Regions from separate parts of the Homo sapiens genome. Here region 2 is linked to region 1. The links are chromatin loops, found by intact Hi-C in ENCODE. Cell type or tissue: heart right ventricle. All regions are shown on one strand. Each heading gives the region's core, and the rest is flanking DNA. Links, peaks and the distances in the headings are about the cores only.

Region 1 (8,325 bases), core at 146-8,145:
TTTTCTAGGAATAAACAGCATCTAGTGAACATAACTGCAAGTCTTGGCTAATATATGTCACCAAGCGACAGAGAGAAATGTGTCTGAATAAGCCACGGAGATATTGAATTCAGTTTGTTGATTTGGAGGAACTTGTCTATGTCTTAGAATTTGACTTCTTGGCAAGGATACTTGGAAATCATTCAAATACACTGCTGAGATGGCACTGCGAAGCTTGGGCATGATGTAAATGAGGTGTAGATGTTATGCTTGCCTTGGCAGAGTATTGAGTAGGAACTTAGAAGGCTTAGGGAGGTAGAAATGTGAGAATGGATTTATTATGTAAGATCAAAGACTCTATCATTTGACTGTGTTTCCTGGGAGGGCCCAGAGGACACTTTCTTCACCAAAGCAATAAGAAATATACCAGTGTGGGGAGTGTCTGCATCTTTTGGCAACTCAATACTGGCTGTTCTCTGAAGCTGGTATTAACAGTAGGAAGTTACTCCATGGAACTACACTCTGTAGTGTCATGGGGGTTGCTGGGATTCTGAAATAGAAGAGTTCAGATAGAGATCCTCAACTATCAGAGGTAGGGTGGACAGAATTTCTGTAATGGTAAAAAATCCAGAAAAGCAACCAAACATAAGTGTCTATGGGATGGCTAGTAGACTATGGTATTCCTTGGGGCTCAAGAAATTAGCAGACAATTAGGGTACTGGTTGATTGTGCACACAGATAATTCAAGGACTGGTGAACGGAAGGCTGATATCAGATGCTGCAATGAAAAATCACAATCCCTCATTCAGTTTCCATATCTAAACCAGTTTTTATAGACCTAGACCCCATCGACTAAAGGAGAAGCAAGGTCCCTTCGAGGAAGGACTTTACAGTGTCACTACAATATATACCATAAATATTATACATTGTTTTCCCCAAAGGGCCCATGGTTATTTACCAGGATAACTGTACATAGGGGAAAGGGAAACAGTCATACTTTGGAGGGTGATTGGATACAGATTCTGAGCTGACATTAGTCAGGGGAGCCATCACGCTGTCATCAGAAAAGATCTGAAACAGCTTTTACGTGGGAAGGACAACAGTACACCTTCTCTCTATTGTCTGTCCCAGGGCTATATCAAATCTCTGATTACTGTCACAATATAATCCTCAGGAACCTTAAGCACATTGGTGCAACATATGGTGATATTTTCCAGATTAGAACTGGTGAAAAGGAGAGTAGAAAGATGCTGAATACTCTGGTAAGACATATGTGCATTGGGAGGCCAATCTTATGATGTTCCAGGGATATAAAACTTAGGCTAGGTTCTTAGGGGACTAAAGATGTAGAGTCTGCTGGGACATACCTTCAAAAGTATAGGGCAAATTATTCTCTTTGCAGGCGCTATGACAAGGACAGAGACATAGCACTAGGTGGAACTTTGGATGTTGGAGGCAGCACATGGCTCACTTGGGAATACTGCTGCAATCCATTTGGGAAGTGATTTGGAAGGCTGGCAGGTTTGAGTGACGCTTAGAGCGTGAGAAAATTCTGTAGCAGGTCCAGGTATTAATGCAAGCTTCTCTAGTTGTTCAGGGAACTGGAAGAGAATAAGGTTGAAAGACTGGAGACAGAGAGGTATGTGCAGGGATCTTGGGAATAGGCGCCATATGTGAATCTTCTATCTCATGTCAATGCTTACCAGAGGCCACCTAGTACAAAAAGGACACTGAATGAATGGGTATACTGGGTCATTTACCCTATGGAGTCAGACTGTGTCCTTGGTCACCTCAATGTTCATGCCAGGGGACCAGGAGGGAGGCCATATGGTCCGACTACGTGGGCTCTATCTCACCAAGCCTGATCTAGCTACTTCTGTTGCTGGATATCTGACTGATGCTGAGCTCTTTACATGGCACCATCCCCTGAGAAGACCAAACAATCCCTTGGAGCTGGCGTAGATTTGGGGTATTTAGTGGGAGTTCGTGAGAGGTAGGTTGGAATGTGCTATTGAAAAGGGTTTAGGATTTTGGTTCTGAAACAAAATGAGTAGACTCACTTTTCCCTACTCCTCCCTTCTAAAAACTAAATACCATGGAAATTCTTTAACAGACAATGATAAAAGGACTCTGAAAGTTGGGTAGAAGAAGGTAGACTGGCCAGAGACCTCAGGACTGGAGGAAAGATAATATGGTGGGTTCCTTAGACTTTTCTTTTTATCTCCCATGTAGCCTAGACTGGGTGTCAGAGATGTCTGCAACCAGTATCTACAACAGGAGATATTCTTTAATGTTTTGTAATAATCTTTTATTATGTTTGAACATAATAACCAAATGACCAGAATATAATACAAACCCACTTGTCATACCAAGAACCAGAAAAAAACCACCCGAGTGAGAAAAGACAATAAATAGATGTTGATACTTTGATGCATCAGATGGTAGAATTATCTGGTAAGAATTTTAAAGCAGTTATTATAAATACGCTTCATAAATTAACATCAGTGCTTCAAAACCAATGCCATAAAAATGCCTCAACAATCAATGTCAAGTCATTGATTTACAGAACATTAATACTTAGAATCAGGAGACTGGGATGTCACACCCACTAGCTGTGTGACCTTGGGCAAGATTTCCAGCGTTACTGGGCACTGATTTCTCTGTCTCCAGAGTGGAGGTTAGGTAGACCATGCAACAGCACACTGGCAGGTCCCGTTAGTTGTCTACTCAATAACCATGTCCCTCGTATGCTAACAGAACCCTAACTCCAGGTAGAGGAGCAAGGACTTCAACTAAAAATAGGCATTTTCCAGCCTCCCTTGCAGTGAAGATAACCTGCATGGACACTTCTGGACAATCGAAGTGCAAGAGGTTCCTGTCCCTTCCAGAATAAACAGGAAACCCTTACTAGGAGAAAGCCCTTTACCTCCTGTCCTTTCTCCCTTCTTCCTGCCTGGATCTTGAATCTGAGATCTGCAGCTACAGCAAGTATCTGGCAACCAGGAGGAGACCAGCAATAGGATGGTGAGGATTGGGGATGGAAAGAAAGCCCAGTGTCCTGACGCATCGCTGAGCTGTGCTCCCAGGCTGACAGGCGACTTCTGAACTCCTTGTTATGGGAGAAAAACACACCTGCACATCTAGGCAACTGTCGGTTGCGTTTCCTGAGCTTGCAGCTGAATGCATTCCTAACTGATTGAATGAGGAAGATGAGGAGGAGGGTGCCAGCTACAATCCTTTCAATGCCAGGTGCTGTTCAAGCGAGTTTACGGGTTCAACCACATTTAATCCTCACAGCTACTAAATGAGGCAGATGCCAGTACGGTCCCCACTTCAGAGAGGACTGAAGGGAGGCATGGGTCCTTGTCTGAGAGGCAGGCGCAGTGAGTCAGGGGTGGAGTAGGAGTGTGTCCACAGCACTTCCGAGTGCCGGCGTATTCACAAATGGCTCATAGGTTCTGTTGTTGTGGTTACCTTAGAGGATTTGTGTGCACGCGCGTGTTTGTGTGTCAACACCTCTAGGATGGTGCTCATGGCATGGGAATTCCTTTCCTCGCTTCCTGCATCCTTCCCCTGGGTCTACTACCTTTTGCCAGGGACTGGGGACATAGGAAAGGATAAAGATCGAGGGCATCCTCCAAGGCTGATCCCGACATCCCCGGGACTGACGTACGGCCTCCAGACCGATGTCAGTATCCTCTCTGCCAAGAAAAGGGGTCCCCGGGCAGGCAGCGCGGACCCCCTCGGGGCCCCGCCGGCTTCGGGCTGTTTCCCGCCGTGACTCCTCCGCTCCGGGAGGGGGCGACAGAGGCCGACGGCTGCAGCCGGGCGCGCCGCCAAAGCTCCTGCTTGTAGGGCGGGCCGGGGTCCGGGGTCTCGGGGTCCTGGGAGGCGGGGCGGTCGGTCCGCTGGGGGCGGTGAAACCGAGCTCGGCTCCTGCCCGGCGTGGCCTCCGTTTCCCAGGCTTCTGAGCTCAGGGCCCCGGCTGGGCTTCGGGAGGGTCCTCCCCGCGCCGCCCCGGCCCTTCCGTCCGCCCCCCGCGGCCCGGCCCCGCCTCGGAGCCATTCTGGGCGCGGCCTGGGCGGCCCTGGGGTGATTACTGCCCCGGCCGCAGTTCCGCGCGCCCCCGCGTCTGCCGTCCCCGGACCCCGAGACCCGAGATGTGCGCCCCCGGCCCTCCAGCCCTTCCCGGGGACCCCGGGGCCTCGGAGCCCCGCGCCCACGCATTGTTTCCTTGGAAATGGAGCCCCCCAGCCCCACGTCATGTTGCCGGGAGCCCCTCGTTACAGCAAGCGGCTGCCGGGAATCAGTGGCCACTAGGACCTTTACCCCGAACGCTACGCAGCCGTGGGGCCGCTCTCCTCCCCGCCCTTTTGTGGGATTCAAAGTCAAACCACACTAAGCCATAAATAAGTGGTTGTGGGAATCCAGCGCTGGGCCCCTCCATCCAACAGACTTTATCCACAAATTACTTGAATGCCTTTTTGTGTGTTTAGTATCAAATTAAAAAAATTCTCCACTCTTAATGCCCCTGCCTGGCGTATCGGCGGCCCAAGCCTCTGCGTGGTCAGCCCCTGGGGAATGACTTTGCAGGGGGGCCTGCATCGCATTGCACCATTGGGCTTTCTGCTCCCTGAGTTCTGCTAGGGGAGTCCCTGGGGTCGGGGAGCCGGAAGTGCTGGGATTTCCCACCATCCTCAAATACAAGGTCAAGATCCCTGGACCGTTGCCCATCCAAGCCCCAGGAACTCCAGGCCTGCAGAGGCCTCCAGGGACCCACCCACAGCCGCCTGGGGCTCTCCAGCCAGGGTTGCGCCCCATCCCCAACCCCAACCCTAACCTTAGCAAGCACTACTGCTTGGGAAGGCCAAGCTCCCAGTTCGTCCCTTTCTGGCCTGAGCTACCCCTGGAAGCCTGGCCCCTGCCCCGCTCTGGGGCCAAGCTGAAGGGGCATCATTTTTGGCCACAGTTGCAGGGCAGAGGCTGGGGTCAGCCAGTGGGTGGACCAGGTGGGCCGGGAGTGCCAGGGGAAGCTGCCAGGCTTTGTTTCTAGCTGAGAGTAGGGGGGTGGATGAGCTGGATCTGGGCCTGCCGTTTCCAAGGAAACAGTGGGAAACTGGGTGTCTCTGTCTGTGGCTTCCTCATGTCATGGGGTGTGTGGTTTCTGGAGCCGCCTGACAGCCTGACCAACTTGGGGCCACTGTGGCTGTGGGAACATATATCCTGAGTTCCAAGCCATTTAGTGAGGAAGCTGCAGAGAGGTTGGGAGGCGCTTCTTCTCACCAACCGTTCTCACCCAGCACCTCCTACCCGAGGGCACCTCCTACCCTAGGGCTTCCCTGGTGCTGCTGCCTTACCTGGGTCTAAGGTCTGAGGTCTAGACGCTCAGCCGTCAGCCCCGGTGGCCTGGGTTTTGCCCCATCTGGTCTGCCTGGTGCCCTGCCTCCACCAACGGGACCCTGAAGCGAGGGCATTGGGCTGTGAGACTTGGTAGTTGAAGGGCTCCAGCCTGGGAGCTAAGCCTAAACTCTCTCCTCCTGGCTTCCAGTGGTTCCCCTGCATGTCCTCCTCCTGCCAGCCAGGGTCTGGGCAGGAGAGAGGTGGCAGAGTTGCTGCCGCGGGGACATCTGACAAAGGTGTGGGCAGAGTTAGGAAACAGTAAGGCAGGTGACGTCCCCGGGGAGGGGCCGCAGTAAGAGCTGTTGCCGCCTCGGGCCGGAGAGAGGCACATGAGGGCTCGGTGTCTGGAATGTGGAGTGTGGAGCCTTGAGAGAGGTGCCCCCAGAGCTGTGGGGTCCGGGCAGCTGCAGCCACTGCAGGCGGGGAGGGAGATGGGGTCAATGCCAGGCTTCTCTCTTCCTGCTCCCCAGGCTCCTGCTGGGCCCCTCTTGGCTGAGCCCATTGGGAAGCTGGTGCCAAAGGGGCAGTTGGTGCAGGCCCTAGTGGCTGGTGTTCGGGATAGAGCAGGGTGGCAAAGGCGGGCAAGGCATCGGGAGGGGCAGACAAGTGTCCTGCTGGGGGCTGCCACCACACTGCCCGGGTGGGTTTCTGAGTGTGCAGGAGCCCTCTCTGGCCCGGGCTGCTGGGCTTTTGGGGCATCGTAAGTGCATCTTAAGGAGCAGCAGCCGGTGGTGTGAGGCTCTACCGCACCCCAGGCCATCTGACCACCTGGGCCACGTGGGCTTCTGGGCTGGCCATCTGGGAGGCAAAGGGAGTCTGGGAAGCCTCCAAGGAGGAAGAAGTGCTTGATCCCTTTGCCTTCCACACCGAGGGTGCCCAGCCCGGTGGTGTTCCCAGTGGTAGGCCCCGCGCCCAGGACCACGTCTGCATGTGGTTGCCTCAGCAAATGCTGTTGTGTAAGCGATGGCCTGGACCTCCCTGCTAGTTCTAAGAGAAAGGCCCATCTTCAGGTGTGGGGGAGGGGACCTGGGGCTCCTCAGGGGATGGGGTGCAGCACCCAAGGCCCTGCGAGTTGGGGGCCCTGCCCTGGCCCCAGGTGAAGCCCAGCCTCTGTCCCAGGCCCAGACAACAATCTCCTGCCCCTTCTGCACACTGAGCCAAAACCACATGATGCTAATACGGCTCCCTGATATTGAGCCCTTCCACGGTGTGCAGCCCTGCACCCCACGACAACCCTGGGGGACAGGCACTGTTATTAACATCCCCATCTGATAGAAAAAAAGACTGCAAGGGAGGCTGAATGTGAGTTAAGTGGCTTTACAAAGGTCATTGGACAATGACGGTGGAGCCGTGGCTCCTGCTCAGGCCTCTCTGAGAGCAGACGTTGGCCTCTGTGCCTCTCTGCTTCTCCTAGAAGGCCACCAGGCAACTGGGGTCCCTGCAGTGGCCCTGGGGAAGAAATGGCTGAGTCCCAATTTGATGATGCGCCAGACCCTTGGGCAGAGCCACCCTGGCTGCTTCATGCACCAGGACAAGTTCCTCTCAAATACCCTTCCCTTCGAGACCCTCTTCTAACCACCACCATAGACCTGCCCCAGGCCCCTGTACCTCTGCCTAAAATGCGCCTCTAAGCAGTCCTAACAGTCTGCTGTTCAGGTGTGTCTGTGTCTGGAATGGGCCCCTGAACAGTCCCATGCTTACAATGAACCCCTGAATAGTGCCGTCCCTGGAATGCACCCATAAACAGTCCTGTTCCTGGAACGCACCCCTGAGCAGTCCTGTGCCTGGAACTCACCCCTGACAGTCCCATGCCTGTAATGAACTCCTGAACAGTGCTGTGCCTGTAATATACCCATAAACAGTCCCATGTCTGTAATGCACCCATAAATAGTCCTGTGCTTCTCTTCTCTCCTCTCTGGCCAAACGTCCACCTCACCCTGGGGACATCCCTGCAGCCCTAGCTCTGCTGTGTGGAGCTCTCAGTGCCGGGTCTCCCTCTCATCCCTCGGGTGGCTCCTTTGGCCTTGGAGTATAACAGACCATCCTCAGGAGCTGGCTTCAGGGCAATGGTGACAGGTCTGACCCCGCATTCAGTGCTTTCTCAGGGGGCTCATTCAGGAAGGGAGAGAAAAAGCATCGTCCCAAAGGGCCAATGTTTCAGGAGCCGATGACCCTGCAGGCCTCTGTGGCTCCAGCTGCTTCACTGGGCTCCTGGGAGCTGCTTCCTTCTGAGCCTGGGGACGTTCACCCAGGAGGCCTTAAAAGGCAGGTCTCCCCAAGCCAGCTAGGGTGGGGACTGCTTGTGCTACCGGCTTGGTCCCTCGGCCCTCTGATTCCCTCTACTGGCCAGAGCAGGTTACTGGGGCCGACCCTGCAAGCTGAGGGACCCAGAATCACAAACACACACACTCAAGACAAGAGCCATCCAGGGCCAGGCCTGCACACCAGCTTTGCAGCAGGGGGACTGTCCCTGTTTTGAACGTGTCCATCTACCCGGCTCTGCTCTGGAGCCCTCCCTGTTTCTATCTCGATCAGCTTGAGTGACTGGCGGGTGGTCGCATCTGACTTCCCATAGTGTCTGAGATGCGCATAATCACAGATTTCTTCTGAACAGACCTACGTGGCATAATTTAATGCTCTAATGTTTACGTCGTTTTGCTAAATGGCTTGCCATGGATTTGGGTATATGGTTTCAAGCCAATGGTCTTTGGAAGCTTGTAACGTCTATGCTTGATTTCTCAGGAAAAATGATTTCAGACGTCTGGATGCTGGAGTCAGCAATGGTTCTGCCAAAACATCTGAGTGTAAAATCCGGATGGAAGTTTGCTGGTCTGGGGAGCCCTCCGCCTGCATGGGCTTCCCAAGTCAGGTGGCATTAGCCCACCAGGTGCACCCATGCTCAGTGCAGAGCCCTGATAGGGCAGCCTGGTGCGTGAGCTCTGTCCT
Region 2 (8,325 bases), core at 194-8,193, 97 kb before region 1:
GCAGAGGCAGCGGTCACCCAGGTGTCGCTGTTGTTTCTCTTCCACGGCATCCCACCTCCCCCACCACATTTAGGACGAAGACCGTGTAAACAGCTGCAGACAAGTGGCTGATGGGGAGACCCCACACACACTAGAGGCTGGCGCAGGGGAAGACCCAACTCAGGGCTTAGACCGACGGGCGCGCCTCCCAAAGAGAAAAGGCCCCAGCTTCAATGGAGGCTGTGGAGAGATGGAGAAGTGGGGTGAAGATTTTGGAGAATCTCGGGGGAGAGCAAGGGGAGCAAAGGGAGACAGCGTCAGTCTGAGCCCTCGTTGCAAGTTGGGGTGGGGGAGAGAGGATCCTGGCAGCAGAGCTGTGCCCTCTGAGAGTGACTACATGGGCTGTGTGCTTGGGCAGGCACAAAAACATGGGCACGAGGTTACTCAAGGCTTGGAGGGGCAGTGGGCGGCCAGGGTGGGTTTGGAGCGTCTGTCTGGGGAGCTGGCTGGGGAGCTCAGTGGGGACAAATGCAGGGCCGGCCGAGGGATCTCCGGGCCAGGACAGGAGGAGTGCACTCACGATGGTGGATGGTGCGAGAGCTGGGGGCATGGCCGGCCACACCTGCTGCCAGCTCCATGTCTGGCTGGACAGTCAGGAGCCTGAGCTGTGCCCTCTGGGATCCACCACAGGCTCCTCTTCCTGGGAGAGTCCCGGAGGCCAGGGGAGGGGCCTGCACAGGAAGGCCCCCATTCCTCGGCCACCCTCGACTCCTGGGCAAGGCTGTGGCCTTCCCATGAATGCTTTCTCCTGGTCACCCGTTGCAAGCCTGCTGTTTTCTGGTTTGCCTTTGCTCTGGGACATCCATTTCTCCCCAGAGGAGAGCTGTGTTGGAAAATGAGGGTTCCCCAGAAGAAGGGCCCAGGTGGGTGCCGTCCAGGGGCCTCCCTCTGCCTCATGTTTCCTGGGTTCTCAGTTGGTTCTTTGCCCAGCATCAAAGCCCACAGGTGCCAACAGGCATGATGGGAGGGGAACCTGGGGGTGGGGACTTGGCTTTCCAGGCCCTGCAGGAGGAGGAAGGCCGCACCCCGCCAGCTAGAGGAAGAGCCTCTTCCAGGGAGCACACCCCGCCCCTCCCTGGTCCTGGCTGCTCAGGAGTGCCAAGAAACACAACTTGGACACGAAACGTGGAGGAGTGCGGGCTCCACGGCTGCAGCTTTCTCGGATCTTACTGTTGGAAGTGAACCAGGTGTCCTTAGGAAACTCTCTTATAAACAGCGCTGGATTTTGTGGCTGTTTCCTTCAGGAAGGGAAGGAGTTTGCCGACAGCCAGAAGTTGCTGTTCATGGAAACTTCGGCCAAACTGAACCACCAGGTGTCGGAGGTGTTCAATACAGTGGGTGAGTCACGTCCCCGTGGGCCAGACAAGGGGGAGGTGCTTGTCCCTGACCAACTTCCCTGGGTCCCTGTTGCTGGTGACGTGGTATCCCATAGAATGTCTTTAGGGACTGGATGGTGACCAGGAGGGGCAGGAGGCCCTTGTTCTATGGTTCAGGGTAAACACAGGAGGGGCGGGTCCTGGGGTGGCTGGTCTGCAGGGCTGTGCTGGGCTGGGCGACTTCCCTCCCTAGCCAGCCCCCTCCTCTTGCTGTTCACAGCCCAAGAGCTACTGCAGAGAAGCGACGAGGAGGGCCAGGCTCTACGGGGGGATGCAGCTGTGGCTCTGAACAAGGGGCCCGCGAGGCAGGCCAAATGCTGCGCCCACTAGGTGCAGCCACTCCTGGGGGCTGTGGGGAAGACACCCCCTGCCTGGGCCATGGCCAGCTCTAGGTGGATTCTGATTCACTGTCAATGCTGGGTTGCTCCCGAGCCCTAGATGTTCCTGGAAGTTGGCCCCCTTTATGAAAACCACTTCCCACAGCCAGTGGGAACTGCCAGAGGAAGATCTGGCGTCACATGGCTCCCAGGAAAGTGCTGTGCCCTATCCCCACTGATACCATCTGATTCCCCGATGCCTGTGCCTGTTCCACCTGGACGGTGGCCCCCTCAGCCTGGCAGCCTCTGGACAGAGAGGAAGGAAGGATTGGAAAAGTCCCCGCAGCACAGCGACGGTGGGAAGATGCCTTACGTCTGATCTTGATGGGGGCACTGGCCTGGAGCCTGGGCCCACCTGCTTCTGGGGGGTTGGGGAGCAGGCCAGATGGAGGTGGTGGTGCCAGGAAGAAATGGAGCGATGACTGACTGTGGGGTGGGCCCAGGATTTCCACATCTTGGTGAAGTTGCCCCTGGGAAGGGCAGCTGGGGGCAGTGGCGCCAGTTCCCTTCCATGGTCTCCCGGCTGGCAATGTGGTGAAGCTGAGTTTCTGTCCAATGAGCAGGAAGATTCTGAGACATTTCGCCTGAGATATAAGTTGTACTGCGTATGCAGTTTTTCCTCCAAAAATTAAATTGCTTTTGACAATCTGGCTTTTAGAAGTTTTTGAGGACAAGGCAGGGCACTGCGCCTGGTGGATGGTTGTAGGTATTTCTGTATAGATTCTGGGAGGGCTCCTGTTAAGTAAATAAGGAAGCAGGCCCATGCGGCAGGCTGTGACTATCGTGGGCCTGGCCCAGCTCTCTGGATGGGATGCATTCCCAGATGGCCACACTTCTTCATCCTGCCTGCCTCCCTTTACAGAGAAACCCATGTCTGAGTCTGTTTTTGTGTTGCTATAAAGGGATACCTGAGGCTGGGTGATTTATGAAGAAAGAGGTTTATTGGGCTCATGGTTCTGCAGGCTGCACAGGATGCACAGGGCCGGTATCTGTTTCTGGTGAGGCCCCAGGCTGCTTCCACTCATGGCAGAAGGCAGTGAGAGCTGGCGTGCAGAGGTCACACGGGGAGAGGAAGTAGGAGAGGGTAGCAGGGAGGTCCCACTCTTTTTAACAACCAGCTCTGGGGGAACTCTTACAGGAGCTTTGGAGTAAGAGCTCCATCATTACTGCTAGGATGGCACCAAGCCATTTATGAGGGACCCACCCCCATGACCCAACACCTTCCATTAGGCCCCACCTCTCACACTGGGGGTCAGAGTTCTTCTTCTTTTTTTTTTTTTTTTTTGGAGATGGAGTGTCGCTCTGTCATCCAGGCTGGAGTGCACTGGCACGATCCCAGCTCACTGCAATTTCTGCCTCCCAGGTTCGAGCGATTCTCTTGCCTCAGCCTCCTGAGTAGCTGGGACTACAGGCACGTGCCACCACACCCATCTAATTTTTGTATTTTTTAGTAGAGACGGGGTTTCATCATGTTGGCCAGGCTGGTCTCCAACTCCTGGCCTCGGGTGATCCACCCGCCTCCACCTCCCAAAGTGCAGGGATGACGGGCATGAGCCACTGCGTCTGGCCCTGGGGGTCAGATTTCAACATGAGGTTTGGAAGGGACAAATATCCAAACTGCAGCAACCCAGACCCTGTTTTGGGAGGTAAACCCCACATGATGTTTTCCTGTTGGGTCTCTATCTGGACACCTGATGTGGCAAGGTTATTTCAAAGGTGGCCACTTTTTGGAAGGTGATATTGGTTTTCATCCTTGTCCCTATGATAAGCAGGTGTAAGTTTTAAACAATAAGACATTGTTATCCACCTGGAAAAAGTGGCATCACTGTATTGGCTGCTGTAAGGATCAAGGAAGGAGAAAGCAAAATACCTCCCGTTTGACGCTGAGCTTCTCATCACACAGAAGGGGAAAGAGCTCTGTGCCTGAGGCTTCCCCGGCTCCTCCGGGCTTCCTTCTGCTCTCACTCACTTTGTGTAGAGATGCCAGGCCTTGACCTTCAGTGGGGCCCAGACCATGGGGAGCCCTGGCAGGGGATGGGGGAGGGGACACAGAGGCCAGCCATTGCCTAGGGCCTGTCTGGTGAGGCTGGCTGTGTCCTGGCCAGAAGCCACTGCCCCTGTCCAAGAGGCCTCTTCCTCCTGCAGGTTCTGGTGGCTGCTCCCTCTGCTCATCCATTGGGCCTAGGGTGGGCACAGCCCCTCCTTGCCAGCCTGGGTTTCTCAGTGTTCCAACCACAGCTTCATAATAGCTCCTCCCTCATGATCCCTGGCTTCGTTTTCCTAACTGGAGGAGCCACCTGGGTCCACTGGGCCCCTGGCAGATCCAGCTTTCAATCTTGGGGACAAGGAAACATCTTGGATCTTCCTTGGAGTCTGGCTTTCCTGGTGCTAGTGTGACCTGAAATGAACTCCTCACGTGATCTTTACTAGACAAATGCAGAGCAGATTTCACACACCTCTGTCATGATCTCCAAGAAAAGCTAAAGGATAAATAAAGAAAACAATAGCTTCCTAGAGGGCCTGTTCCCTTGATTTTCGCGAGGACTGTCCTCGTTTCTTAGACAATTTCACAGGTGAAATCTGACACTGTATTATTGCTATCCACACTGCAGTTTCCGGCTGCGAGTAAAGTTGGACCATTTTTCACGCGATGATTCCCTTGCCGATGAAGAACATGAAGTGTGAGTCCCTAGTGTGCTAGGCTGTGTCCTCGCGCCCTGTGCCCCCGCAGCGGGCCCTCAGCCGGGGTGGGGACCCAGCTTGCGGGCGGCAGGAGGCTGAGGTTGCCCGTGGCCACCAGATGGCGCTCCAGCATTGTGGAAGGCAAGCCCCACGGTCCTGGCGTCCGGAGTGCTTGCTCTGCTGAAGGGCGAACCAGGAGGCTCTCAGAGGAGCTGCAGAGGAGCGGCTTGATGACATAGAAGGGGAAGAATACAAGGGAAGTTTGTAGGATGCCTGTAGGTCTGACTGCCTGCTTCCCCCTCTGTTTTGACGACCTCCTGTGACTATGCCAGCATTTATTATTAAAATGTGTCCTTTGACTCCTTCAGGAATCATTTCATGGCCTCCCCAAGAGTGGACAGATCTGTGGTGGTCCTGGAACCCTGGGTCTCCCAGGACTGTGACTGCCCCTTTCCCCTCCTCCCTCACCACTAGGCAGGTGGGGCTCAACCCTGTGCTGGAGTCACCTGCGGAGCTTCGGAAAGCCCCACACCGGGGCAGGGTGCGGTGGCTCATGCCTGTAATCCTGGCACTTCGGGAGGCCGAAGCGGGAGGACCACTTGAGGCCAGGAGTTTGTGACCAGCCTGGGCAACAAAGGGAGACCCTGTTTCTACAAAAAGCAAAACAAAAAATTAGCTGGGTATGATGGTGCACACTTGTAGTCCTGGCTACCCTGGAGGCTGAGGTGGGAGGATTGCTTAGGCCTCGGGGGTCGAGGCTGCAGTGAGCCATGATCAAGCCACTGCATTCCAGCCTGGGCACCAGAATGAGACCCCATCTCAAAAAAAAAAAAAAAAAAAATGGAGCGCCTCAGCTGCATATCACCCAGAGGTTCTGATTCCATCAGACTGCCCAGGGATTTCTAAATCCTTCCAGGTGAGCATAGGTGAGGCTGAGAACCTCAGTGAGGGCAGGGCCTCTGTCTGTCCTGATTTCTGTGGGATTCCCAGGGTCCTCTACACTGTCTGGCACACACCAGGCACTCAACACATGTGTATCCAACAAAGGGAGGAAAGCATGTTTTTTTTCCCCAGAGACCTAAAGAACAGGCAGGCTTTCCTGAAAACAGCCCCCGCCGCCCCTGACACCTGCGTGTGGAAGACTCACCTGTGTCAGTGCTCCACCACCTTATCTTCCTGTCCCGAAACGGGGCTGGGGTGGGGCAGCAGGCAGGAAGGCCCTATTTCTGCAAGCACACAGGGAGAGGCCCCAGCAGGGCTGCAGACATTTGTGTCGCAGATGATTCAGGATAAATGGGTCCAGGACCCCACTGGCCCCAGATCCTGGGAGAAGCTGGTCCATGTACCCACTGTCCAGGCTGCTGCTGGGGAAGCAGCTCCAGCCCTGCTTAGCCTGAGTTCGGACCTGGGTCTTCTCGTGAGCTGTTGTTTGCCTGTGGGGGGTGGTGGTGGATGCCGGAGGCATGGCAATGTTGATGAGTGGCCCTGGGAGCCCCTGCCATCCCAGCCTGTGATGCTAACCTTTTCTTCTCTCTCTCTTTCTCTTTTTTTTTTTTTTTGTTTTGAGACAGAGTTTTGCTCTTGTCACCCAGGCTGTAGTGCAGTGATGGGATCTCAGCTCACTGCAGACTCTGCCTCCTAAGTTCAAGTGATTCTCTTGCTTCAGTCCCAAGTAGCTGGCACTACAGGCGCCCGCCACCACACCTGGCTAATTTTTGCATTTTTAGTAGAGATGGGGCTTCACCAGGCTGGTCTCGAACTCCTGACCTCAAGTGATCCGCCCATCTCGGCATCCCAAAGTACTGGGATTACAGGTGTGAGCCACCGTGCCCGCCCTGTCTTGTTTCCTCTTGAGTATGTTCCCATCCCATTCTTCTGATGGGTCTGCGTTTCCCAGAGTGGCTGACTCACAGAACTATTCTTTTTAATTTTTTTAAAATTTATTCCCTGTTTAGGACTCCCACTGGCCAAATTTAGGCCAATTCGAGTGTCAAAAATTATAAAGTTCTGAAAAAAAAGAAAAAAAGAAATATCTTCTCTGGAAGAATCCAACTAATGACTGTGGAAGGAATTAGAGAATCACCATGGTGTGGGGGTGACTGGTGGTGCAGCAGCTGAGCCTGGCATGGGTAGTCAGGGGACACTGACATCTCAGGCCGCAAGCTGGCTGGGAAACAGGATTTGGCCATGGGGCCCTGGCCCCAGCACAGATTTCACATTGATCACACAGGGAAAAAACCTCTTACAATGAAGAGATCTGTCTCTACCACAGGGTCAAATAGCACTGTCAGAGAGGGAGCCCAGGATCCCATGGTCAGATATGATGCAGTGGGAAGGACACAGTTTTTGGGTCCACAGTGCGCGACCTGAATCCAGGCAAGATCCTGGATGCCCCTCTCTGATGACAGGAAGTACAGGGAACGGAAGAACAGGGACATCACCTTGGGGGAACAACTTACAAATCACACAGGTGGAGCATTTTCCAAGACGACTCATCTGGGTGCTTGAAAAATTCAACACCAGGACAACATAAAAAATTAACTGGTCGGAAATCAAAGAGAAACAACGGACTGTGAATGCAGATTGGAGCCCGGTGGGGGAAAAAGGAGACTGTCTTGCTGCATGTGGGGATTTCTGAGTACAGACTAAAAACTAGATGATATTGTGAAATTACTACAACGGTTTGTTCAGGTATGATGATTTTATGGCTATGTAGGAGACTGGCCTTATTCGTGGGAGAAGGATGCTGAAAATATGCTTCTAGTACATTCACTCTGTTCTTCAGCCACTGCCGTGGTCCAGTTCTAAGACGTTTCACCACCTCCAAAAGGGAACCCCCATATCCATTAAGCAGTCATCCCCCCACCCCTCTTCCCTATCCCCTGACAGCCATGAATCTGCTTCCATAGAATATGCAATGTCATACAACGTTTTTATATAAACAGAATCATACAACATTTGAATTCTTGTGCCTGGCTTCTTTCACTTAGCATGATGCTTCCAAGGTTCATCCGTGTTGTGGCATGTATCAGTGGTCCATTCCTTTTCCTGGCTGAGTAATATTCCATTGCATGGATAGACCACGCTGTGTTTTTCTATTCTTCTGTTGATGGGTGTTATGAAATGTTTGTGTCCCCGCCACTGCAAATTTATATGTTGAAATCCTCCCCCCATTATGGTGGTATTAGGAGATCGGGTCTTTGGGAGGAGATTAGGTCATGAAGGTGGAACCCTCATGGATGAAATTAGTGCCCTCATAAGAAGAGGCTAGAGAGCTTGCTTCCTGTTTCTGCTCTCTGCCATGTGAGGATACAACGAGAAGACGGTGTCTGTCAACCAGGAAGATGGTGTCGGATCAAGGTGTCGGATCAGCCAGCACCTTGATCTTGGACTTCCTGCCCCCAGAACTGTGAGGAGTGAGTGTTTACTGGCTGAGCCTCTGTGCCTATGCTATCTTATTAGAGCAGCCCGAACTGACTAAGGCAATGGGCATTCAGGTCATGTCCACCCTTTGGCTACTTGGAAGGGTGCTGCTGTAAACGCTGCTGTGATGTGCTGAGCACCTGCCCTCAGTTCTCCAGGGTCTACACCTGGGGCGAATTGTTGGGTCGTTTGATAACTCCGTGTTTAACTTTTTGAGGGCTGTGGCCTCTTTAAGGCCTGACCCAGCCCCTGCTGCCTTCGGAACAGACCTTGCCCCCCTTCCTGTTCCTGCAGGCTCACTCTACCCTGGCGAGGTGGCTCAGGGCTGGAGGGGCTCCCCTGTAGCTGGGGAGGTGCAGTCACCCCAACTCAGCCCCGTGTAGGTGGTCTGGGCCTTGCCACTGGCCCCTCTGAGCATGGATGGCCAA

The links. Peaks named below come from ENCODE experiments on the same cell type or tissue, not always from the same donor. Only the 100,000 strongest peaks of a DNase experiment are listed, where the experiment ranks them.
Region 2: a loop joins it to region 1, with 8 times the contacts of the local background. A loop is called at or near these places in 20 of 110 quality-filtered maps.

Annotation. Positions count from the first base shown.
Region 1 is chr2:237,471,044-237,479,368 of GRCh38, reverse strand. No RefSeq gene overlaps it. Among named protein-coding and RNA genes, the nearest start is that of MLPH, 12 kb to the left of the region's middle. RefSeq lists silencers at 3,673-3,752, 3,773-4,182. In heart right ventricle, for the core only: CTCF peaks have their summits at 3,770 (motif pointing right) and 7,726 (motif pointing left); DNase peaks (open chromatin) are centred at 3,988 and 4,657; H3K4me3 peaks cover 1,512 bases; H3K27ac peaks cover 2,435 bases.
Region 2 is chr2:237,568,439-237,576,763 of GRCh38, reverse strand. RAB17 (RAB17, member RAS oncogene family) reads left to right here. Exons shown (of 6, transcript NM_022449.4): 5 at 1,284-1,377; 6 at 1,636-2,438. The coding sequence ends at 1,745. Among named protein-coding and RNA genes, the nearest start is that of PRLH, 6.0 kb to the right of the region's middle. RefSeq lists enhancers at 1-140, 1,539-2,238, 3,357-3,892 and a silencer at 4,486-4,671. In heart right ventricle, for the core only: a CTCF peak has its summit at 4,574 (motif pointing right); a DNase peak (open chromatin) is centred at 4,603; H3K27ac peaks cover 1,085 bases; H3K27me3 peaks cover 263 bases.